Linked DNA regions of Mus musculus: regions 1 and 2 are each linked to region 3. The links are chromatin loops, found by intact Hi-C in ENCODE. Cell type or tissue: left cerebral cortex. All regions are shown on one strand.

Evidence for each region. Hi-C counts contacts between places; a loop is a spot of excess contacts. Peaks named below come from ENCODE experiments on the same cell type or tissue, not always from the same donor. Only the 100,000 strongest peaks of a DNase experiment are listed, where the experiment ranks them.
Region 1: a loop joins it to region 3, with 2.1 times the contacts of the local background. A loop is called at or near these places in 3 of 42 quality-filtered maps.
Region 2: a loop joins it to region 3, with 2.1 times the contacts of the local background. A loop is called at or near these places in 4 of 42 quality-filtered maps.

The regions. Positions count from the first base shown.
Region 1 is chr6:89,240,953-89,248,952 of GRCm38, forward strand. No RefSeq gene overlaps it. Among named protein-coding and RNA genes, the nearest start is that of Gm36735, 29 kb to the right of the region's middle. RefSeq lists an enhancer at 393-2,967. In left cerebral cortex, a CTCF peak has its summit at 4,602; a DNase peak (open chromatin) is centred at 4,059.
Region 2 is chr6:89,347,766-89,355,765 of GRCm38, forward strand. Plxna1 (plexin A1) reads right to left here. Exons shown (of 32, transcript NM_008881.2): 3 at 7,091-7,273. Among named protein-coding and RNA genes, the nearest start is that of Gm40415, 9.6 kb to the right of the region's middle. In left cerebral cortex, CTCF peaks have their summits at 3,728 and 4,426; DNase peaks (open chromatin) are centred at 900 and 4,010; H3K27ac peaks cover 666 bases.
Region 3 is chr6:89,043,633-89,051,632 of GRCm38, forward strand. No RefSeq gene overlaps it. Among named protein-coding and RNA genes, the nearest start is that of Gm36639, 24 kb to the left of the region's middle. In left cerebral cortex, CTCF peaks have their summits at 3,055 (motif pointing right) and 4,476; DNase peaks (open chromatin) are centred at 2,249, 3,007, 4,210, 5,064 and 1 more place; H3K27ac peaks cover 1,189 bases.

The DNA.
Region 1 (8,000 bases), 200 kb after region 3:
CTAATCAGCAATTGCTAAGGCACAGCTTCCACATGGAAACCTGTTCCTTCCATTGCCTCCGGCTTTCACCCAATAAATACCCTAATCCCCCTTGAATGACGCTGTTCCTTGTCTTCACACACCCCCACTCATCCACCCTACCTGACCTCTGCCCAGAAAAGACCTCTTTTCCAAAAATTGTTGACACATAGTCTCTTGCTCCTCATGATTTCTGCAGGGTGGCTGACCCATGCTGCACATAGCCCCAAACGAGGTTGATTGCTTCCTTTGTGTGATTAGAACTCAAAGAGCAAGAAATGATGGTAAAGATCCATAGAGATGGGGAGAACTAAGAAAAGGGGGGGGGAAGGGTTTTCTGCCTTCGACGAGGGGCAAGGGTTGTGTGAGTACAGGAGAGAGCAGAGCCCATTGGCATTAGGTTGTTTCCATAGCAGCAAGAGTTAAGGCACTCCAATGAAAGATGGGGAAAGTGAGCATGAAGGGTAGTCAGGAGCTCACAAGTCCTCCAATGGTAAGAAATTTAGCGGTTTTATGTGGGCATAGTATACATTATTTTTTTTTTTTTTTTAGTTTTAGTGAATCATATGAGTGTCTTAGTTACCCTTCTACTGCTGTGATAAGACACCATGACCATGGCAACTTATAGAAGGAGCGTTTATTAGGTGTTGGCTTATAGTTTTAAAGGATGAGTCCATGGTAGGGCACATAGGAGCAAGCAGGCAGATGTGAGATGTGGCACTGGAGTAGCTGACACATCTCCAAAAAGCCACACCTCCCAATCCCTTTCAAACAGTTCCACCAACTGGGAACCAAGCATTCAAGTACATGAATCTATAGGAGACATTCTCATACAAAACAAAACAAAACAAAACAACCCACATACGAGTTAGGGTTGTAAAGACTCGTTTTTATATCTATGGAGCCTCTGCTCTGAGCCTGGCACCTCACTCACCCTGAGAAACTCGGGGTATAAAACTAATAGAGAAGCATGCTCCGAGGGATAAGCCAACAGCCACAGAGCTAGGGAGGGGCGGGCTGAAGCTTGGCCTGAAATCCTGCATGTCCCAGAATTCCCAGATAATAAGGAGATATCTTACACAACAAGTGGGCCAGCAGCCCCCACCCAGGAGCTGGATCCCATCTGTCTGGTCCCCATTACTCTTCAGGCCATGAGTAGTATGTGGGTGTGTAAGGGCAGGTCTAGCCATCTGAACCTTGTTGTGTGAATGGCCAGCCTGGTCCTAATGGCCTGTGTGCTGACCCCACCCAACCTGCAGTGAGCTCCCTCCCCTCATCTCCTCCCACACCTGCCATCAGCCTGGAAATGATTGCTGTAATTACAGCCTTGTCTTCCCAAGGTCTTGTTTGCAGAAGACCATTCTCTCCAGGGAACAGGGAATAGCTACAGTACCCTCCCTTCTTATGCTCCAAGGCCACCAGGAGGTGCACTGCCGGGCTTGGGAAAGGTTCTCGGGAAGGTAAAGGGCACGTTTGAAAGTTCAAAACATGCAGAGGGTCAGAAACTGCAGGGTTAGCTAGTGACTGATGCCCCTGGAGACTGCAATATCAGCATTTTCAGCACGGCTGGGTGGACAGCTCCACACCTCTCCCCTCCCCCATCCCCAGGCTGCGCCCTGCTCCCAGCCTGGGCTGAGGCTGGCTCAAGAGAAGGAGCTAGATACTCCATCAAGACCAATCCAAGATAGAGACTACCCCAGCCAGGGTACAATCTATCCCCTGGTGATCCCGGATCTGTCCACCTGTCACAAAGCAGAATTTCCCTCAGGATAGAGACCTGCCCTCATATTTTCTTTAGCCAGCTGCTGCAGCCTCTCTACATCCCACCCAGCCCCTCCCCCTCCCCCAGTTCAGTCTTCCCTTTTAAGGCATTAAGTACAGAGATATTAAAAGGGATTGTTCGGGCCGGTTAATTAGCTTGGAAGAGGCCTCTGCAGTGGCCTGGGTCACAGACGTCCACCTCTCTTTATTAGCTGAATTGATGGAGACAGCAGGGCCCAGATGGGAATAAATTGAATCCGATGGAGAAGAGGCTTTTGCACGCGCTATTAACAGGAAAAAAGAGTGGGCCTCACACCTCACTCCCCTCTACACTCTCCTACCACCGCACGCTTGCAGATGTCTACTCAGGGGCGTTCCTCCGAATGAACATCAGGTCCTAAGAGATTCCCAGGGACCCATGCCACAGGGCAGCAGGAAACATCAGCCCAAGGGACGAGGAGTGCCTCAATCAGCCAGTGCTCAGGGTCCGACTCCAGTTAAGGCACCAGACAACCTGAAGTCCAGGGACACAGCACCTGTTCCCTGAGCACACCATCAGTTCCTTTGTGTCTTCTCAGCATCATGCTCTGGAAAACTCTGTCCCCACAATTGGGGCTCTCAGGTGGCAAAAGACTTGTCCATGTTGCAGAGCCAGGAAGGGCCAAGCAAGACACTTACCAGCAGCCACTGTCCATGCTGTGGGCTATAGGTGATGGATTGCCCCTCATGCAGCAGCCTGTTGGGTGGTCACTGCTGCCATACAAGCTGCAAGAAGAAAACGGCTCACAGTAGCTCTGAAACTTGACTGGAATCCTCAGCAGGTGAGGCAGCTAGCAGGACACAATATCTGAGTCCATCATTTTAGCTCCGGACAAGGCCTGAACTGGTCGGAGTGAGCCAGAATTAGTCTAGGATGGAGCTCAGCATAGTAAGTCACACCCACAGATGGCAGGCACTCACCCCAACTCTTCTGCAGCCACATTCACTCCTTTCGGGTTCCTGTCTCAGTACTGCCTCCTGGTCACTCAATTCTATATCCTCTTCAGAGGTACCCTTGAGGTCGAATCCCTGTTGACTCAATCCTCATCTCCCTTGGGGACAGTCTTGTTCACAGACCATTGGCCTCTGGCTGCAGGAGACCCTGATTGACTGTAAGCCAGCCTGTGTGGCAGGGACCCTTGTCACAATCTAAATACTGAACACATTATAGACCTTCATGTTCCTTTGAAAAGGAGAACCTACTTGTCACTACTCACTGGGTCACTAGGTGGGACCCTGAGGAGCAAAGGTGTGCTCCCCGAAGGAAATGGTGTCCCCGAGGCCACAGCTACCAGCTGCCACCCAGAATCTGCCTTCTTCCTTCTCAGCCCTGGGGACAGAATGCAGGAACTGTCAGTTAAGAGAGTGGGAGATAGCCAGCATAACTTCCCAGACCCTGGAAAGGTACAATGCATTCTGGAAATCTCTGACCCACAGCAGAGGATCCAGAAGTGCTAAGAGCCCCACCTCCCCCTAGCATCCATTGTACCTCTGTTCTTATCTCCATCCCTGAGCCTCTAGACCTGTGCCCTTTTACACACGGTCTCCTGCTCTGCTTTCCCCTGGTTTATCACAGTGAATCTGTACTGAGCTCACAAGATTCAGTTCTGCCTACCTACAGATAGTCCACCACTTCTTCCTGAATGTGGGCTCTAACTTCCAGGGCTGGGACTTAAAATGCTGGACTCATAGCCTCCTGATTCCTCCAGTGCAGATGGAACATGGCTGATCCTGGAGGTGTGGAACAGGGGTCCTTGTGTGGGGATTCTTGCCTTATGAACCTCATGAGAACTAATGGTTCTCCATGATTCTTTGCCAGGTGCAGGCATGTATGAATAATAAGTGACCTCCAAGTATGACCTGGGTGAATATCAACTTGAATTCTTGCTTTTCTCCATTCCCCACTTCCCTGGAGACCTCAAAGGATAACCTCTCCTGGGTCCCCAACTCCTCAGTCACAGATGTGCAAAAATCCAGGAGATTCTGGGGGGAGTCAATGCAGTGGGGAGTAGCCCCTTGGCTTCTAGTACTTTCCAACTCCAGCTGGTACCCCTGCTGGTAAGAGAAAGCCATCCTGTCATTCAGGCATTCCAAGCTCTCTCCAGAGCAGCATCTGCACTGAAAGGTGCAGGGGAGCCTGGTGGGTGTCAGCCAGTGGGGTTCCTCTCCCACATAGCATGAGCTTGGAGCTCATACAGGGCCTGGCTCTTAAGAGAAGCATTTTCTTGGAGTGTTTATTGACTGCCTGCAAACCAGCCACAGAGCCTACGCCCACCTTGCGCACGGAGTCAGTCATGTGCCTTTAGCTGACATGCTAGCTTTCTTCTGGCAGAGGGCAGCTGAGCAGCCGGGGCAGAGGAGGCCTAGATCTAGATTGGTGGGCAGCCCTACCCTTGGACAGCTCCCCACCTCCCTCCAGATCCTGATTTCCTCAGCCATAGGTGAATTTTGCATGGCTTGGTTGAGCCAGAGAAATGGCATTTGCACAGCTCTGCTGTGAGCCAAGCGCACAGGCACATGGATGGAGCCCACCAGTGCCTCTCCTGGACTGCAGGGGCCACTGAGCTGGAGGATGCCCTTCCTCATCCTGCTCCAGGATTCTGGTCTCCCTGGACTGCAGCCTGCTCAGATCAAGCCAGCAAGGACATCAGCTCATCCAAACAGTCCCCTTTCCAGCATACAGGGGTGAAATGGGGAGTGGGGTGGCAAAGTCCAGTTGACCACTTCTACATCCATAACCCTGGGACTCACTCCAACCCTGACTGTGTAACCCTCTATAAGGCCCTCATGGTGGCGCTATGCTTCCCTGGGACAAAAGAAACCCTGGAGGCAACTCATGTGCCTGCCCCCCAGAGAATGCAGATGTGCTGGGCAATTCAGACAAAGGGGCTACTTGCTTCGGCAGTGATTAATGTGTAGGTACGCACGGCAGCGGGAACTCGTGGCAGAGACAATGCCCCTGACAGAATCAAGTCACACAAGAATACACAGGTCCGATTCCATTTGCATGATGCTTTTTAAGAAAAGCAGCAAGCCCAAACAGTTTGGGGGAGGGGGCTGGGGAGGTGGTTGGGGAGGCAGCTGCTTGTCACCAGGACTGGCCAGCAAAATGGCGTGGTAGTGTAGGATATGGAACATGGAGTTGGGGGAGCAGTGGGAGTCTGACATGTCCTCTCGTTTCAGATTCTCTTAATTCTTTCTCAACCCAAAAAAACATATGGCTCAAGCTTTAGAGTTGGTCAAATATTTGACAATAAAACTTTTTTTTAAGTAAGACGGGAATTGAATGCTGGGGGTCGGTTTTAGGAGAATTAATAGAAGGGAGAGAGTTGGGGAGAGATAGAGCCCGAGACCTGGGAAGGCACGCACATGCCCCCTTGCTCCCACACTCATCTCCTCAAATGTGTTCACACACTCTCAGATGATACTCACATACCCAAATACTTGCACTCACACACAAAGGCCACCACAGCCCCAGCAGGTCCTCTGACTGCTTCATCTCCTCAGCCTGCTCCAGACATGCATCGCTGTTTCAAGGTGTTGTCCCTGCTTGCTCTTAGCCCTTCTTGACCCAACAAAGCCACTAGTAGCACCTCTAGCCCTTGTACCAGGGGAGCCTCCGGTACCCCCACCTGCACCAGCTGCAGTGCATCTGTCTTCTCAGGGCCACCTGCCTCACTGACTGTCCCCGCTGCCCCCCAGCTTGGCCTGTGTGAAGCTTCTGAACCATCTTCCTTTTCCTGTGTGAAACTTCATCACTGACACTGGGCAGCAGCCCACGCAGCCCTGTCCAGGGTTCTCCCCACTCGTCACCCCCAGCAATACTTAAAAAATGCCAATGATAGACAAGGTTTCCACATTGTTCTAGTTCCCTTTCTGTTGTTGTGATAAAATACTGGTCAAAGCAACTTGGGGAAGAAAACTTTTATTTCAGCTCACAACTCCCATGGCACAGTTTACACCGAAGGAAGGAACCAAAGCAGGCACCATAAAGAGACTTGGCTTGCTGACTGGCTTAACAACTCATAATCAGTTAGCTTTCTTAGGCAGCCCAGGCCCACCTGCTTAGGGATGGTGCTGCCTAAAGTGGGCTGGGCCCTCCCTCATCAATCATCAATAAAGACATTTTCTCATAGATATGGCCAGAGACCAATCTGATCTAGGCAGTTTTTCAGTTGAGGTTCTCTCTCCGCTGGTGACTTGATGTTGTATGAAGTTGATAATAAAAACTGACCGTCCCTCCTATCCAGGCCATGCTGCTGAGCGTATGCGATCCATGGGCCATGAGCCTACACGAGCAGGCTGCAACCTTCCATGCTGCTCAGTATTATAAGCCCCATAGGAAAGAGAAGCCCCCAGAATTTGGGGTCAGGGACAACAAAGTCTTGGTCAGAGATTCAGGGTATCTGTATTATCGACATAGGCACAGCCATTCCAAAGACCAATGCCTCATACCTATGGAGTGGCAAAGCCTTTCTCAGGTCAGGCTCGGAAGGGTAAAGCCTTCTTCTGGTCCAAGTATGATAGTTTATAAATGATTCATCAGTGTGTGCAAAAGCAAGCCACTGCAGCTTCCTCTTCCAGATGCTTACAGCCTGACAATGCTCACCTCTCGAGACAACCTAAGTAGCTAACAGTACTTGGTGCAGCCCCATCAGAGGACACACCATCTACCTGACCCCAGCTTTTCTGTGCCTGTTGTTTCTTTAGTACCTGTCCTTTCTATGTTCCTCACAACCTCAAGTTTCTAGATCTAAGCCATGTGGGGTGGGGGTGGGGGCAGTACCCACCCCCTTATCTCTAGCCTCATCTAGTCTCAGAGCCCTGATCAGGGATAAATTAGGGGTGCCATCCAGGATGACTCTGGACCCAGTTTCCATCTGACCATGGCTGTGGGAGAGGCAAGAGAAAGCTCACCTGGCTGTGTCCACCCGTGCACTCCAAGGACCAGGAGAAATAGGATCCCAGTGTTTCAAGCTGCCTTAGCCAAAGCTTTGTGTCACACTTACATACACGGGTTAACCCTCTACCCATAGGGTGTCTGGAGGAGGGGTCCTTTGTATGGGTAGACAGAGCCTGTGGTAGAAAGTAAGCTAGACACTTTGGGACTAGCACAGGAGGATACAGCAAGATGTGGGTGTAAAGCTGGGACACAAGTCCTCACCCAGACTAGAACCCCCTGGCTCCTTGACCCTGGGTTTCCAGCCTCCCAATGCGGTGTGTTTGTTATGCAGACTGAGCTGACAGAGACAGAAAAGTCCAGGACATTGGGCAGCTCACAGATCATTGGATAACATTATGTGGCTCATACTTTATGTGTGAGAGAAACACACACACACACACACACACACACACACACACACACAGAGTAAATGATCTGAGTGTATAATCCCTGATGTAACACTTTCAAATGTCACCTAGAGAAGCACCCAAGCCTCAGTTTCCCCATCTGTTAAAAGAGATACCAACAGTTTCTGCCCCACAGCTTGGAAGGGAGGAGGGCGTAAGTAGGTCTGTATGACGTGTCTGATTGGCAGCTGGCGCTGAGCAATGTTCAGCCATGTTAGATATAAATAGGGATGGCAGATTCATAGGAATTGAGAGTTGGTAGTTGTGAGTATATCTCAGACCTATGGGTGTTTGCTGATTGCCCTATTGTTGGGAACCATGAATGCCTGGGTAAGAATGCTGTGTTTGGGCAGCAAGTCACAGAGAAGGGACATCCAAGGTGGTGGGCTCAGGATGGGAACCTCAACCCTGACAGAGAGCTGTATACCTTGGCCCAGCTCAGAAAAGTGAACCTGGTGGACTAGCCTGGCCCAAGAGTCTGTCCTGGACTCCTGCTGAAATCAGGCAGAGGTGCACCCCATTAACTGTACGCATAAAGCAGAATGCAAACCCTTGCCAGACCCTGCTGCTCCCGGACCCTGGAGCAGCTACCAGCCTGGTGACCATGGCAGCACTGGTGACCATGGCAGCCAGAAGGGTGAGCATCACACCAGGACTTCCTGTGAGCCATTCCAGGGCACAGGTGGTCTTGGGAGGAGCTAGGGAGGAGCAGATATTTCTAAACCTGCGAGTAATTTACTATGTTTATTAAGTAGTTATTGTAGGTTAAATAACCAACCCCAGCTTATTAAAAATCCTCTGGGATGATAATCGCTCGCGCGTTTGTTCGCGCT
Region 2 (8,000 bases), 300 kb after region 3:
AGTACAGCCAGCTTCATCAGACCACACAGACAGTAAACTGTATCTCAGAGAGCCTGTGAGAAGAACCAAGTTCTAGGTACCTGATTGTAACTGGGAACACAGTCTGCCCTGGAACATTGGGGAGCTGGCCAGGAGGGCATCCCAGGAGGGCAAGAGCAAGAGCTTTAGAAGGCAGAGTAGGCACAGGGCCAGGGCAATAACAGCAGGGCAGCACTGACATGGCAGCAGAGCCCACGTGCCAAGGGCTTAGCCCACAGCTGTCCACTCTAGGGCCACCTACCTGGAGACAGCTGCTCTGGCAGTCCCTTGCAAAGCAGCTGGGCAACTGGTGAACATGGGAAGGCATGGACTGGGGCATCCTGGGTATCCTTACCATCTCCAGCTGTTGCCTTCTTGTTTCTCATTCTTTTCCCCAGACACCAGAATCCTCTATAACTGAACAGCACAATGCCTCTAGAAGCTGTGGTGGAACCACCTAGCCTCCTTGGACACAGCCCCAAGCTGCACCAACACTTACCCTATCTTGGTGACATAGTCTTTTCCATCCTGCCTGTGCTTCTTAAGCCTCAGGTCTCTATCCTATCTGCCAAGATGGACCTGAAATCTGAGCTGACCCAAGAGAGAAGCCAGGTCAGACTCTGATCTCTCCAATGGACAGGAGCACCCTGCCCATGGATCCCAGGAACTGCAGGAGAGGCCATACAGAGGGAACCTGGTCAGGCTGGAGAGGAGGCTGTCACCCGTGGGGAAGGCCAAAGCCTCCAGGCTTGCCAGCCTGCCTGCTAGGCTCCAATCACCTCTAAGGCCCTGGCCAACTGCTGCAGGGCGGGTGGGCAGGCAGCTGACAGCCTGGCCAGGTCAGCTGTCCGTCCAGCCCTGAGCCAACAATGGGGCCATTATCCAGACCGAGGGCAGGCGGGTTGCTGAAGAGGATGTCTGGGCTATCCAGGCTGTATGCCAAGGCCGGCACGCGCCCTAGCTGCCCGGAGGCAGGGGGCTGCCCAGTTTTGCCCAACCTAAGAGAGGAGGTCCCTTGCTCCGCTTGCCCCAAGATAGCAGATTGGGCTGACCCTACAAACTACTTAGCCCTGGCCTCCCTGTTTGTGAGAGTGTACTGGGTGATCTCACTCTCCAGGACAGGGTCTAGAGGAGAGAAGAGATCAGGGGCAGCAGCCAGTGAGCATAGTAGTTTCTGCAGATAAAACTGCCAAGCCTGTCTTCTGTAGGAGGTTGTCATAGAAGGGGCTACATAAGGCAGCCTCCATTCCCATAAAGGCCCTTCCTCTAACCCCCGATCACCACCACCCTCAAAGACCAGGCAGTTTGACAGTATAAGAGTAGCTGGCACTTAGCTGTCCATACCTGGATGACAAAACATGGTTTGCAGGTGCCCAATAGCTATAATTGGGTCAGGTATAGGCAGGGGTTCCAGGGGTTACTTCTTTCACCTCTAACTCTGTCACACATAAAAGAGGCTAGAGCTCTAGGCAAAGGACAGTTGGGGCTGTGAGGACCAGCTAGCTGTAGCCCGCTCCAGCACTGACCTTCCCCACACAGTGGATCACTCAGGCCAATACTCACCTCTTGGGACTGAGAATTCAGAGGCTAGCAGTTCTACAGGAGGGAGCATCTGATTGGAGGTTACTTGGAGACTCTCTGCTATGGCCCCACTGTTTCCCACTCATAGAACATGTTTCCTAGGACAGCCCTGGGCTACACTACTGTGGCCTCCTCTGCCATGGATGGAACCTAACTGCTCCCAGAGGAAGAGCTGCCCAGGGTGGGTACTAGGAGTAAAACACATTAAGAGTGACTTCCATGTGCATCTGGGTAGCCTGTTGGCCACTAGGAGCTAATATGCCATCAGCCTGGGGCTAGTAGCTAGATAGCACTGATCAGGTCTGTGTCTTGACTCAGCCCCTGATGGCAGGTCTCCTTTAGAACCAGCAAGAAGGAAGCAGTGCTCCCAGGAGACACAGATGTCTGCTCAGCACTACGAGAGTACATGGGTGCCACAGGGGCACATCTACTCCACAGAAGGCAGACAGCCTGGGCCCCTCCATTTCCTACTTACAATTAGCAGGGAGAGAAAACAGAAATGGGTCCCACCTAGTGCTTGGAACAAGACATTAGTTGAGAAGTTGAATGGAAAGACCAAGATCAAAGCCCTGCAACTCTTCCCGACACTGTCAGAACCTATGCCCCAAAGGCTAGGTCCTTGGAGCAATGCTGCATGAAACACTGCATGGCAAGCAGAGGGTTGCATGCTTGACCTGTATGTGGCCCACAGTGTGGAACTCACAGACCCAGAGCAGGCCACAGCTTGGCACTGTGGTCAGGATGAGCCTGGTGGCAGCTGAGCAAAAGACACAAAGGAAATGCACATGACTCAGCCCATTCCCAGAACCTTAGCCACAAAGGGTCAGCCAGGGCATCCCTGGAGTAGGCAGAGCCTGGGAGGGGCTCTGGAGATGGTGATGTTGGTGGTGTGTCCTCCAGTGAGCCTTCACCATGGGCTCCATTATGGGTGCCTCTGAGGACACAGGGTCTCTAGCAGGGCTGGGTGCAGAGGAAAAAAGGGCAAGCTGGAGGCATCCAAGGTCAAGGGCCTGTGTTGGCAGGCAGGGCTGCTTGTCCCCAGGCAGCCAGGCTGCAGCAGCACAGACTCTGATAGCAGCAGAGACAGCTGTAAATGAAGGCCACTGGCACATTGGAAGTGCAGAGTAAGCCAGTTGGAGGCTTCACTCGTGCTCCAGGCTTTAGATGTGCTGAGCAGAGCTGTGCTCACCCCTCAGAACATCATCTGGAGACACTGTGATTAATACCCTGGGAGCATACACCCTTGGGAGGCCAGATATCTCTGCCTGGACAGATGGGGCAGCACAGGCTGAAGAGTAAGGCCTTCAAGGCTTGTGAACATGGTCTGGCAGGACAATGGGCACCGCAGCCACACCTGTTCCAAAGGGTCACAGCAGCAAGAGGGCAAGAGAGAATGGTGGTCCTGGGTCATAACTGGAAGACCACTACCCCATCCTACCCCGACCCCAGTCCCATCTTCCACCCTCTCCAAGCCTCTGGCCAACTCACAGGGAGGCTTGGGCTCATGCAAGTCCAGGAAAGGAAAGAGGCTCAGGGGAGGCTGGCTGATCAAGGTAGACCTCCTCAATGGTTGGGCCCCATCAGGCCCCTGAGTAGATGAGTGCAGCCTCAGGTGCCGCCTGAGGTCCTTCCTTTCCTCAGCCCTGTCATGCCTTTTCTCAGCTGTACAATGCCACAGCATGGCTCTCTGGCCCCAAACTAGTGCTTCATATGCACATTAGGTGGTTTCCAGAGGTTTCCAGAAACAAGGGGTTAATTGCCAACATTGAACACTCTCTCATACATTAAAAAACCCCACAGATAATCTAGATTATCCTGAAAAAAAAAAAAGAAACAATAAGCAAACAAGCAAAAATGCCCTAGCAAAAGAGGCTATATTCTACCTGGCACACTTACCAGGGGACCTGCTGGACCTCAGCCCTGGAGTGTAAGTGGACAGGGTCACTGTCCTGGGGTCCCTTCCTTCCCTGAAGTATAAGTGGACAGGGTCACTGTCCTGGGGCCCCTTCCTTCCCTGGAGCAAGTACTGGGCAGGAGTCCAGAGCCCATTTTTGTAGAGCTACCTGGGCCATCTTACAGGACCAAACAAGGCCTGCAACTGCAAACTCAGGCCAGAAATGGCTCTTTGGAGGCTGTAGGGGGAGCTACTCACAGGGCTGGGTCTCTGGAGGCCCAGGAGGATGCTGGGAAGGGCATTCCAGAGAGAAGGCCTCTATTTGGGGGAGGGTCATGTTGGCAGGCAGGGCTCTGGAGAAGAAGGGGGAGGTAGGGGCACCCCAGCCAGCCTTGAGCAGCTGAAGTTGGCAGGTCTTAAATTAATCGCTACAATTTTACACAACAACACGTTTGGCAGGGCCTGGCCTAGGGCCAGGCAAGTCTCTGGAGCTCCCTAGATGCTTTTTAAAGCCCTGGAAGTCCCAGGCCTGGGAAAGATGGGAGGGGCCTGCCCAGCCTGCCTGCCCTAGGTCAGGCAGTGGCCTGGGGTCCCCAGAGTACAGGTTCCAACAAGCAGTGCTGAGAGCTGGGGAGGAGGTGGGGTGGCGAGCACCCCTGCATGCAGTTAGTCAGTCAGCAGAGCCAGGCCCAGAAGCCTCAGGGGTGGGAGGAGCCTGGATAAAAACAAGAGGGCTCAGGAGGCCACTCCAAAGCCCAGATGCAGGAGGTGGCCTGCAGCCCACAAGCAGCGGACTAGTACTGGCTTGAATGGAGGACCACAGAAAGTTGCCCATCTGTCAGGGCCATGACCTGGGGAAATACGAGCTGTGGGAATCTTGTTGCCTGGTGGTAGATTAAGCCCCAGGCCCAGCAGTGGGAGCTTCAGGCATTTCCAAGCCTGGCCAGCAGGTAGAGGGGATTCCACCCTACTCCCAGAGACAATCTAAGGTACTACATGGAGGCCATCATAGCAGCCTGTAATGCAGTCCTGGGGACCAGTAACAGAAAGGACAGCAAGGGAAGAGGCTCCCCCAGTCACTGAAGCACAGCCTGGGCCTCAGAGCCCTGCTAGGTTCCAGTTCTCCTCCAAGGACCCTCTAAAGAGGGGAGGGAGGGAGGAAGCAAGGGCCCTGGAGTCATGTGTTATGACTGCTCTGTGCCTCAGTTTCTCAATCTGTGAAACAGATGCTGGGATTGTTGTGAGGCTTCTGGTGAGTCAATCACAAGAACACTGGGCATATGCTCACAGCAAAGGAGCTTGTCAGGCCCTGGAGAAGTACTGAACAGAGGGCTTAGAGAGGCTCACACAGCCAGAGAGAACGAGCTGACAAAACTTCAGAAACACCTCATTTGCACAACACTGGCAACAAAAGATGATGGATAAGACAGGAACACCAGTTGAACTGTTTGATGAGATCCCACAACTGGGACAGGTGGATCGGTGAGAAGGTTCAGATGGCAGGGGCCCCAGGACACAATTATATCCATGCCCTGGGTGGCACAGCACGTACCCAGCTCAACCACAGAGCTCCAAACAAAATGTCAGTCCAACTGTCTACCCTCCCTCACACACATCTGATTCCTTACCCCAGAAAGGCCGCATCCACTCAAGAGCTGCACTTGGTCCAGATGCAGCCAGAGATGCAAGGAGCCTGTCACAGGCAAGGTGCTGGTGGGCACAAACAGAGGCCCTTGGCCTGAGGAGGCCACTGGCTAGGGCAAAGGGTCACTCAGACCACTTCCTCAGCTGGACTGTCTAGTGGCTGTCCATACACAATCTCAAGGCAGCAGAGGGGACTCCACTCCTATCTGCCCACCCACCAGCATGAGTATGGGCAAGATGGGAGTAGGAGAGAGGACTGGGAGAGGGCTGGGAACTCAACCTCCTCCACAGGGTCACCCACAACGCAGCCTCTGCTCATGGACCGTCTCCAAGGTTCCACCCGCCAGGACTCCGTTTCCTCTCTGTGGGAGCACTGCCAATCCAGACTCCGGGGAACAGGTATGCTCTGAGCTCACCAGTCAAAGCCTGGAACCAAAGGGGCCCCTGGGGCCCAGGAGGCAGCCAGGCGAGACAGGACTGGAGAGACCCGTTCTCCTAGCTTCACTTGGGCCTATCTGCCACCCCCATAGTCCACAGGACAACAAAAGGGGGCACTCCCAACCCGGAAGCCCATCTCTAGCTGGGAGATAGGTATTAGAGAACCCCAAGACAAAGTCTCTAGGTTTCCCACACCCTACCTTCCATAATCCCTCTCAACACACATCTAACTGACTTCACTCAGCGGCTCCCCAGGCTCATGGGCCTCCTTGAGGCACACCAGTTACAGAAGAGGCTATACTGGAGCTCCAGGGCACACCTATACCACCTAGGAGTCACAACAAACAAGTCAGGGCTCCAAGTGCAGTGGAGGCATGGTATGAGCTGCTCAACCTCCACTGATCAGGTGCCTGGCTCTACAACATTTGAGTCCACAGGATTCCTTGTTTACTGAGCCCCTCAATTACCAGCTCAGGCCCCAGGGCCTCAAGACCACCAACAGCACCCTAGCCTAGGATGGTGACCAGAGAACAGGCAAGGTTGGGATGTGATTCCCACAGCTGAGAAGAGGCCAGGGCTTCCTGGCCTTCCCTGGGCCCAGTCTCACCCACGGGCTCATGAGCAGGCAGGCCAGAGGGAGGAGGGCTGTGTCAGCAAGAGATCTCAGCTGTTATTTCATCTCCTGACCCTCCTGGTCCTTTGGGTACCCAGGCAACTCTACCTTCCAGTGTTACTGGAGGCTTCTTCCACCCAGGTGGGGCCCCACCTACTGCCCTTCCAGTGACAGGCTGATCCACAGCCTCTGGAAGCCCTCTCCGTCCTAAAAAGGAAGAGTCTAGAGACCAGACAGGCCAGTACATAGAGCCAGGGTCACCCCAAGGCCTGAGCCGGGCCCTCTGTCACTCAAGTCACCAGCTCCCTGGGCACCCAGGAAGGCATGGTGTGATAGGGGAGGGCTCTCCCCTTGCCCTGCCCTTGGCCTCGGCATTGCTTTGCTGCATGGTGGGTGGGAGTGGGGCTGGCTGAGGCATAATGCTGCTTCAGCAGACACCAGATCTCCCAGGGCTGAAAGAAGGGCCGAATGGGGAGGGGGGTTGCATAGTCCTGCCCAGTCCAACATCGACACCAGCTCCCCACCCCCAGCATCTAGACACACCCAAGCCTCTAGGACCCAGGCTTCTTTCTGAACAGTGGCCCTGAAACCCTGTGCAGCAGAACAAAGCCAATCACAGGAAAGGGGGAAGCCCCGACTCCTCACAAGCCCCATCTACCCATGGGTCCTCAGACAAACAAAGGACTGGGGAAAACTTCCCATGGGAAGCCCAGAAAGAAGGGAGCCTTTCAGAGGCACCCAGACATCTGAGTCCTTCAAGGTCACTGGACATGCACCCACCCACCTCATGCAGACCCAGTCTCCCTGTCAGAGAAAACCTGGTTTCTCTTTCTTGGATGGAACCTGAACACACACAAACACACCATCCAGGGGTGGCCCTTCCAAGCCCACACAGGCCTGACCTTGCGGATGCGGCCGCTGCGAGTGCCAGCAAAAACCACGGTGCGGCCTTGGTAGTCATAGGCAGCCACAGCAGTCAGGCCATCTTCCTTGTCGACAAAAAGGGGTGTGCCCTCGATGGTGACCGTGCCACCCAGTGGCTGGTTGAAATCCTGCCCGCAGAAGTCGTCATCAATCTGCAGGGGCTGTAAGCAGTGGTAAGGTTAAGTACTTAGCAGCTTCAAGGACCTTCGCCTACAACAGGGACAAGGCTGGGGAAGGCAGGCCTGGGCTGGGGGCTGGGGGCTTTATGACACCCAGACCTAAATAAGGCCTACAAAATTCTGGAGAAGAAACAGAGTCTGTGGCAGCCCAGGTCCAATGAATGCCCAAAGTGGGAGAAAGGCCCAGAGAGGGTGACTTGAAGGAAGGGCAAGTGAGCCACAGGACCCACAACTAGGCCAGCCCCTCAAGAAGTTGTCATGTTGGACAAAGAAAGAAATGGCCTCGAGCTGGGAGGCAGCCAATGGAAGTCTTCCTTCTGCAGATCTTACATTTGTACCTTGCAAAACAAAAGCTGTGTTTAAGGCAGGAGGGAGTGGGTACAAGCAGAAGGCACAGAGAAGAGAGAGGAACTTGCTGTGCGTGCAGGAGGCGATCAATACCTCAAGGTTCCGGAGATGGCTTTGAGTGGAGGCACCAGGAGGGGGCGGGGGGAGGCAGGACAGCAGTTTGGGGAGAAGGAAGAGGACAGCTGGTCCTCCTCTGGGGACTGAGGTTTATTGGGGTAGAGGCTACAAACATGGATGCAGAGGGAGGCCAGTCTGGCCGGGAATCCCTGGAAATAATCAAGGAGTAATGGGCAGGTCTGAGACCAGGGGCAGGGAATCAAGGGACACGTGGGGACACAATGCCTTTCCTGAGAAGCCAAGA
Region 3 (8,000 bases):
CCACCTGGGCCAGGAGTTCTCTGTAGTGTGGATTTTCTTGCCATATGCTCCAGGGTCTGTGGAGTGTGTGTGTGTGTGTGTGTGTGTGTGTGTGTGTGTGTGTGTGTGTGAATGTATGTCTCTGTGTGAATGTGGGGCCAGAGAGCAATGGTTGATACCAGTTATCTCCTGGGGTGCCTCTCTACCTTATTTTTTGAGACAATGTCTTTCATTGAACCTAGAGCTCTACAAGCTGATGAGTCTGGGGGCCATGAGTGCCAGGGATCCACCGGCCTCCCCCGTGTGCAGGCCTCCAGGAGCAGAGGCTGAAAGGGAGCAGGGATGAGGCGTGCCCCAGAGAAGGAGGGGATAGGGAATCAAGACTCTTTTGTGAGTGAAGGTCATCCCTGAGGGTGGTAAGTCTGTCACAGCTCTAGCCCTCATGGAAGTTATCCTAGGAGAAAAGCAAGCAGCTAAAAAAAGAAATAAAGTAAGTTGGTACATAACTGTAATCCCAGTAGCCAGGAATAGAGAGAGCAGGTGCAGAAGTTCAAGGTTATCTTCGGCTACATAGCAAGTTCAAAGCCAGCCTGGGCTACGTAGGATTCTATCTCCAAAAATTAAAACAAAAAACCAACCAACCAAAAAACCCCAAACCTAACCCCCCCAAAACAACAAACAAACAGACAAACAAACAAAAACAACTCCCTAAGTTATGAAGGGTACTAAGAAGACAATGCTAGGATGTTGGGGAAGAAGGGGACAAAGAATCTGTTAGTGTTAAAGCCAGCTAGCACCAGGCAGGACAAAACAGAGGCAGGGCATGGGGAAGCACATTTTTTGTTTTGTTTTTCGAGACAAGGTTTCTCTGTGTAGTCCTGGCTGTCCTGGAACTCACTTTGTAGACCAGGCTGGCCCCAAACTCAGAAATCCGCCTGCCTCTGCCTCCCGAGTGCTGGGATTAAAGGCGTGTGCCACCATGCCCGGCTGGGGAAGCACATCTTAAATCTGGGGTACTCAGAACTGATGAGCCCTAAGATTGCCACGAGATGACTAGGATTATACAATACAGAATAGGAGGGAAGGCTGGTGTATCAGTTACTTTCTAGCACTGTGATCAAACATCATGACCAAAGCGATTTATGGAAAAGTTCATTTTGGCTTACAGTTCCAGAGAAAGTCTAAAATAGCAGGAAAGTTCAGACAGCAGACCACGGGAGCAGGAATCTGAGAGATCACATAATTAGCCACACACAGGAAGCAGACAGGTGGAGCTGGAGGTTGGAGGAGGCTCAAAACCAGGGGATCTCAGCCTTCCTAATGCTGTGGTGTCTCCCAACTGGAAAATTATTTTCATTGCTACTTCACAACTCTAAATTTGCTACTGTTATGAGCTGTAATGCACATATCTGTGTTTTCCCATGGTCTTAGGTGACCCCCATGAAAGAGTTGTTTGACCCCCAAAGGGATCAAGACCTGCAGGTTGAGAATCACTGCTCTAAACTCTCAAGGCCTGGCAGCAATGGCATGCTTCCTCCAACAATGGTCTCCCTCCAAAGGTCCCATAATTTCCCCCAAGTGTTCACACATGTAAGAGTATGGGGAGATAGTTCTCATTCAAGCCACCTGGGCGGGAGTGGCTCCCAAGAGCAGGGTAATACGGAAGAGGGGGCGGTGGTGATGCAGGGGTGCTCACCCTTCTCCTGACAGTGAGTTGCACACTGCCCCAAACAGCCTCATCACCAGTATGTCCTTGCCTTCTGCAGGCTCACAGGCCTCAGTGGGTCACCCAGTTGCCGCCATCTAACCTTTGGTTGTGTGTGTACAAATGTATTATAAGGGAGGGTGTCATGCCACCCTGCTTTTCACAATGAGCTTTGAGAACTGGGATTGGAAGATAACCCAATTCTAGATGCAAAACTGCCAGGCGAAAGCTATGAAAGTGACAAGACAGTTGTCACCAGCAGCTCACAGGAGCCCCTTCTCTGTTTCCATGCCACCGCTGCCCGCTCCTTGGAGGCAGGGAGCACTCTCAATGATTTTCTTGCCATGGGAGGGGAATGTTATAGTCTTCACTCTGCTTGCTTTTGCACCCATTGGTAGTGGTCACTTCCTGTGCCTGTTTATGTGACACAGGCCTGTCTCTAGTAAATCTCCTGACCCTTCCCCTTGTCTGGCTTTCTAATGCATTGTGACTTCCTTCCTCCATGGCTCCTAATTGTTGCTATTGTTTTCCTGTTTGGGGAAGTTGATCTTTGAGTCAGGCTGCGTCTCCAGTGTCTTTTATCTCTTTAGATGGGTATTTGCTGACCTGAGCCTCAGACTTAGTCAAATCTGTCAGTCTTTCCCATTCTGGCTTCTGGGTTTTATGTCATGCTTAGAAAGACTTTTTTCACACCAAGATTAAAAAAAAAATCACCCACGTTTTCTTCTATTACATTTTTAGATTCATTTCTGACATTTGAATTTTAATGCTTTGGGATTTTTTTTTTTTAAGTACAAGAGAGATTTAGCTTTATTTTCCCCGAATCTCTCCCTACACCACTTGTTAAACAATCCATCATTTCTCCCAGGTTTCTTGCCATCTTTACCAGCTATTAAACACTGATGTTCATGGACCAATTTCTGGCCCCTCCACTCTTTCTCGTTGATGAATCTGTTCACATTTCAAATACTTTTGTCAAGTTCTCTTTTTAAATTTTTTTAATCAAAAATTCAGTTTGGATTTTGATTGGCAGATTGACATCTTTGCATCTTCCTGCAGCTCTGGGTTGGTTGGACTCTTCACCATCTTCCCCCACTCTGTGCCTCTTCGTTGAGCTCCAAAGCTCTGCTCAAATGAGGCATTTCGCTGTCTTAGCTTGTTTTCTTTTTCTGGACACTTTTTAATTCTCTGCTGCTGGTGAGAACGAGCCCCTCCCTTCTCTACTGTCTTAGATTTTTATATTTTATGTAAAGCATTGCTTTTGATAGATTGTCTTTTATTTAAAGATTTGCTTTATTCTATGTGTATGAGTATTTGCCTGCTTGTATGTATGTTGCATGGTGTGTGTGTGCAGTGCCCACATTGGCCAGAAGAGGGCATTGGATCCTCTGGAACTGGAGTTACAGGTGATTATGAACCACCATGTAGGGGCTGAGAGCCAAATCTAGCTCCTCTGAAAGAACAGTCAAGTACTCTTAATCGCTGAGCTGTCTTTCCAGCCTCACATTGGTTTTCTTGTGGGTCTTGGGGATTAAACCCAGGTCCTCATGCTCACAGCAAGCACTTTAAGAATGTCCCTTCCAGCCACTGTTTTGGGCCCATCATGGTGGCCGTTGAAGCTGTTAGCCAATCGTAGCTGTCTCTATGCTCTGTAAAAACGAAGTGGCGTTGACGAGCTGTCCCTTGCTGTATTCCAAAGGTTTAGTTGGTAGCCACTTTTGCAATGGACAGGAGAGATGTTAGGCATGGTTGAGTGATGGAATGTTCTGGAAAGCATTGCTCTAGGCAGTTGTTTCTACCATCAGACAGCACACCCCTGCCTCCTCCTCCTTGGTCTGCTGCTCAGTTTTACCTATTTTCTTTGGGTTGGGGAAGGGGACTTTTCAATGATTAGAACACAGCCTTGCCACAGCTGAGGGGGATAGCGGGACCCTGCCCTTTCTTTCTGCCTTTCTTCAGCATTGAGGTGAACGGCCTCTTCTGCCACCAGCACCTGCTATGACAAGCTTGCCTCACCATAGGCACAAAGGCAATGGAGCCAGTGGATTGTAGACAGAAACCTATAAAAGCCATGAGCCTCGGGTACTTTGTCACAGAGATGGAGAGCTGACTAACACAGATGTCTGGTTAGTCATCTCAGCCACCAGCTACTCCAGCATCCAGGGCTCCAGATCATTGACTCACCCTTCCTGAGTGCCTGACCCCTGACCCAATGCCACTCAATCAACGTTTGCTATTTGAAGCCATCATTTAAAAAAACTAGAGTGGAGGGAAGTTGAGGCAGGGGACTGTGCACTTAGACAGCCATGCTTCAGTTCCTGAAGGTTTCAGATGTCCACAGAGCACCTTTGGATGCTGTGTTGCGTGGGATGTGGGCTCCTGCCTCATTTGTTTGTCCAGTCATTGTGACTGGCTCTTGCTTCTGGAGGCCCAGTAACTGCACTTTGAGGGGAGGAGGGCTGCCTCCTCTCTACACTGGCATTTGGTGCCAGCCTGTCACCATGGCAGCAGAGATTGGTGCTACCTACACCACGGGAGAGGGAAGCTGCTCTGAGTGGATTCTTCCTGATCCCCAAATCACTCTCTTCTTGTGACTCACAGCAGTTACAATTCCTTCATCTCCTGATACAATTTCCAGAAGCAAATCCCTCAGCTCTTTTGCCTAGACTCCTTGAATTAACATCAAAAACTATATTTGATTTGAATTTAACTGCCAAGGCTCTGAGTTTTGTTGAGGCTAATCCCCTGTCTGCTTGGTTTCCTGGAGCCACAGCAGAGGTTTGCCTGCAGTCACTCCTCACAGACCCCAGGGGCAGAGAGGAGCAGCTTGCTCTCCCAGCCAGGCTTCCTCTTCTTTCTCCAGTGCTCCGTGACAATTGTGACCCTGGCTGTGGTGGGCCTGAGGTGAGATGGGAGCATCCCAGGGGATTCAGAGGAGACTTGGGGTGACTGAGAATAAACGAGAGTGGAGCAGACCAGAGGGAGACCCAGCCGGTGCCAAGCAGAGCGCACATGAGGAACCAGTGAACCAAAAGGCAGCCACATAGCCCAGGTAGGACACGTCCCCACCCAGTGAGTTCTTAGGCAGCTGACCAGCTTGGTAGGATTAGATCCGAAATGCCAGGGAATCTCTCCTGATGGTTCTCAGCTAATGACACACAGATCATTGGGGGAATGCCATTAAAGGAGATATTTTTATCTCTAGACTCTCCCTCCTCCTCTTCTTCGTCTGCCTGCTGCAGGTTAACAGTTGCTCTTTCATGGAGACATACTACTTTGCTATATTTCTAAAAAGTGGGACAAATTAAATGGGAGCCAATACAAACCTTCCCTCCTTACAAGACTTCTCAGATATCTTCTCATACTGACAGAACACTGATTCATACACCAACCACTTACCCATCCACCCACCCAAGCATCCATCCATCTGCCCAACCATCCATCCATCTACTCATCCATCCATCTACTCATCCATCCATCTGTCCGTCCATTCATCTGTCCATCCATCCATTTTGTTTTATCAGTAGCACTTATTGAGAATTTACCACACTCTAGGTACTGGACACAGCAGACGAAACCCTCATCCTCATGGAATTTAGAGTTTAGTACTGCAATGAATGAAGCTGACAGAAAATGGGAGTGTGGAGTGAGCAGGGCTGTAGTCTGGTATAATGTGGCTGGGTGCTTCTCCACAGGTGCCGCTGCATGGTACAGAAGCAGATTGGGATCCTGTTGGTGGCCAGCTGAGACCTTACACTAGAGATGTCTGGGCCAGCGGGTACAAAGACCCTGAGGTGAGGGCATCCCAGCTTCCTTAGGAAAAAGGACCAGTGAGAGGTGAAGATGGGCAAGACCTGGACTTTCCTAGACATGGCCACATCTAGGCCCTCACGAATATGAGAGAGAAAGCATGGAAGGGCGTGGCACCAAGTTCTCCAGCATCTCAGCTCATTGACATCTCTGCAGCTCACTCACCCCTGACAGCTTTCTCGTGTTCCTTTTGCCTCTGTAAGGCCATCTGCTGGAGAGAGCCCTGGGCAGTTTGGGATGGCAGCATCATAACTGACATATGTCCCCACTGGCCACTCAACCCCATCAACCAGGGGACTTACTCTTCTGTGCCAAAGCCTTGGGGCATCTCTCAGGGGCATTGTCATGGAAATTCTAACAGGAAGCCCCTTTGTGAGCAAAGTGACTAGGTATGGGGAGTGCTTGAGGAATCTCTGTGTACATCAGCCTTGGGGTTAGGGAACCCTGGAGATGGGGAGACACAGAGGAATGGGAGGGGGGAGAGAGGGAGGGAAGGAGGGAGGGAGGGAGGGGGAGTGAACTGTGTTAAGTTGGTTATGTTGCTGGGCCAGGCAGGTCCCTCTGCTGTAGCTGTCTGTGCTTGTCACCTGGGGCACAGCATGGGGCTCTCCATGTCTCCCTTGCACAGCATGGGACTCTCCATGTCTTCATTGCTTCCAGATCTCCTACATGTGTCTTTGCCCTGTGGGTTAGAGGTAGGGGCATCCTGACAGCTTTTAGCCTGGTAGAGGACAGATAACATATAATAAATTCATATTATGGTGACAATGTCCTCTTAACCGTTAGACAATGAAGCTAGCTGTTCACAAGGACCTTGCCCAGCCTCCCCTATAGTACACACACACACACACACACACACACACACACACACACACGCCAACAATTAAGGGTGGGAAGATGGCTTAGTGGGTAAAGTGTCTCACAAGTTTGAGGATCTGACTTCCTATCCTCAGAAGCCATAAAAAAACCAGGATCATGGTAATCCCATCACTGAGCAGAGCAGTGTGTGTGTGTGTGTGTGTGTGTGTGTGTGTTTGTGTGTAGAGAAGGTAAATCGCTGGTGTGGTGGTTTGAATATGCTTGGTTTGAATAGTGGTCCAGGTCCACTATTAGAAGGTGAGGCTTTGTTGGAGTAAGTGTGTCACCACGGAGGTGGGCTTTGAGACCCTCCTCATAGCTGCCTGGAACACAATCTGTTCCTAGCTTCTTTTGGATGAAGATGTAGAACTCTCAGCTCCTCCAGTGCCATGCCTGCCTGGACACTGCCATGCTCCCGCTTTGATGATAATGGATTGAACCTCACAACCTGTAAGCCAGCCCTTTAAATGTTGTCCCTTATAAGAGCTGTCTTTGTCATGGTGTCTGTTCACAGCAATGGAAACCCTAAGACACACACACACACACACACACACACACACACACACAAACACATACACGAAGGCCTAAGGACCTAGTCATTATGAAGGGTTGGAAGAGTGGAAGAGGGAGGGGGATGTAGTGGGGTCTAAGGGAAGACCTCCATGTTGGGAAAGAAGATCCTGGTGTCTAGAAGGGGAACTTCCATTGGCCTTGCTTCTAAGCTGACCTCCAGACTCCTGTTGACATTGACCACCAACTTCTGTTTTTGGTCCCCCCTCCTTCCTGACTTCCTCCTCCCCTCCGCTCCTCCTCTTTCCCCTCTTTCTCGTCCCTTCCCCCATCTCTCTATGAGACAGTCTGAGCAGAAGACACCCTGTCTGAGGAGCTTCCACTTAGAGCATGTCACTCTCGGTGTCTCTGCTCAGCAATGCGCTGTCTTGTGTTCTGTTCCATGATGGTGGCCCGAGCTGCTCACTCACTAATTCTGTCTGCTCTGGCTTCTGGAATGTTCTGTGCTTCCTGGCTCTACTCATTTCCGTTCTTTCACTCGACTCTGCCTCTTGGGAGTGGGGGAGTGCTTCTTGCATTTAATTTTGCTGGCTTATCTTTACATCATTTTTAAACGGACATATGCTGCGAAGCTGAACATCCAGAATAGAACGATAGCTATCTGTTGCTTTCTGTGTAGACAGACCTCCCTTCCCTGTGTTGCCGTCACACCTCCTTCTTAGCCTACATCACTCATTCCCACAGGATTGCGTGGCTGGAGCGGAAGGCTTTGCATTTTGAGGTCTGTGGGGCCCTAGAGCTGACTGTGTTCTGGCCTATCTAGGAGCTCCTGCCCTTTAGCACTGTGGGAACCTGGGCTTCCGCTGGGTTACCTCCATGGCCTCCTGGAATTTTAAAAGGACTCTAAGTTTACTTTGACTTCCGTCTTTAGTTATGCCCAGTCAGGCTAGGTCTTAAGGACTAACCTTTCTGGGCACTGGCTGAGTCCCTCTTGCTCAGCACATGACCTGGATTTCCCACTGCCTCTATGCCTCTGCAGTACAGCCTTCTGCCTTTCTCCCTGGAGTATGGCCTGTTGGAGGTACTGGGCCAGAGCACCCACTCTGCTCTTTTCCTTCCTCATCCTCTCCCTCTTCCC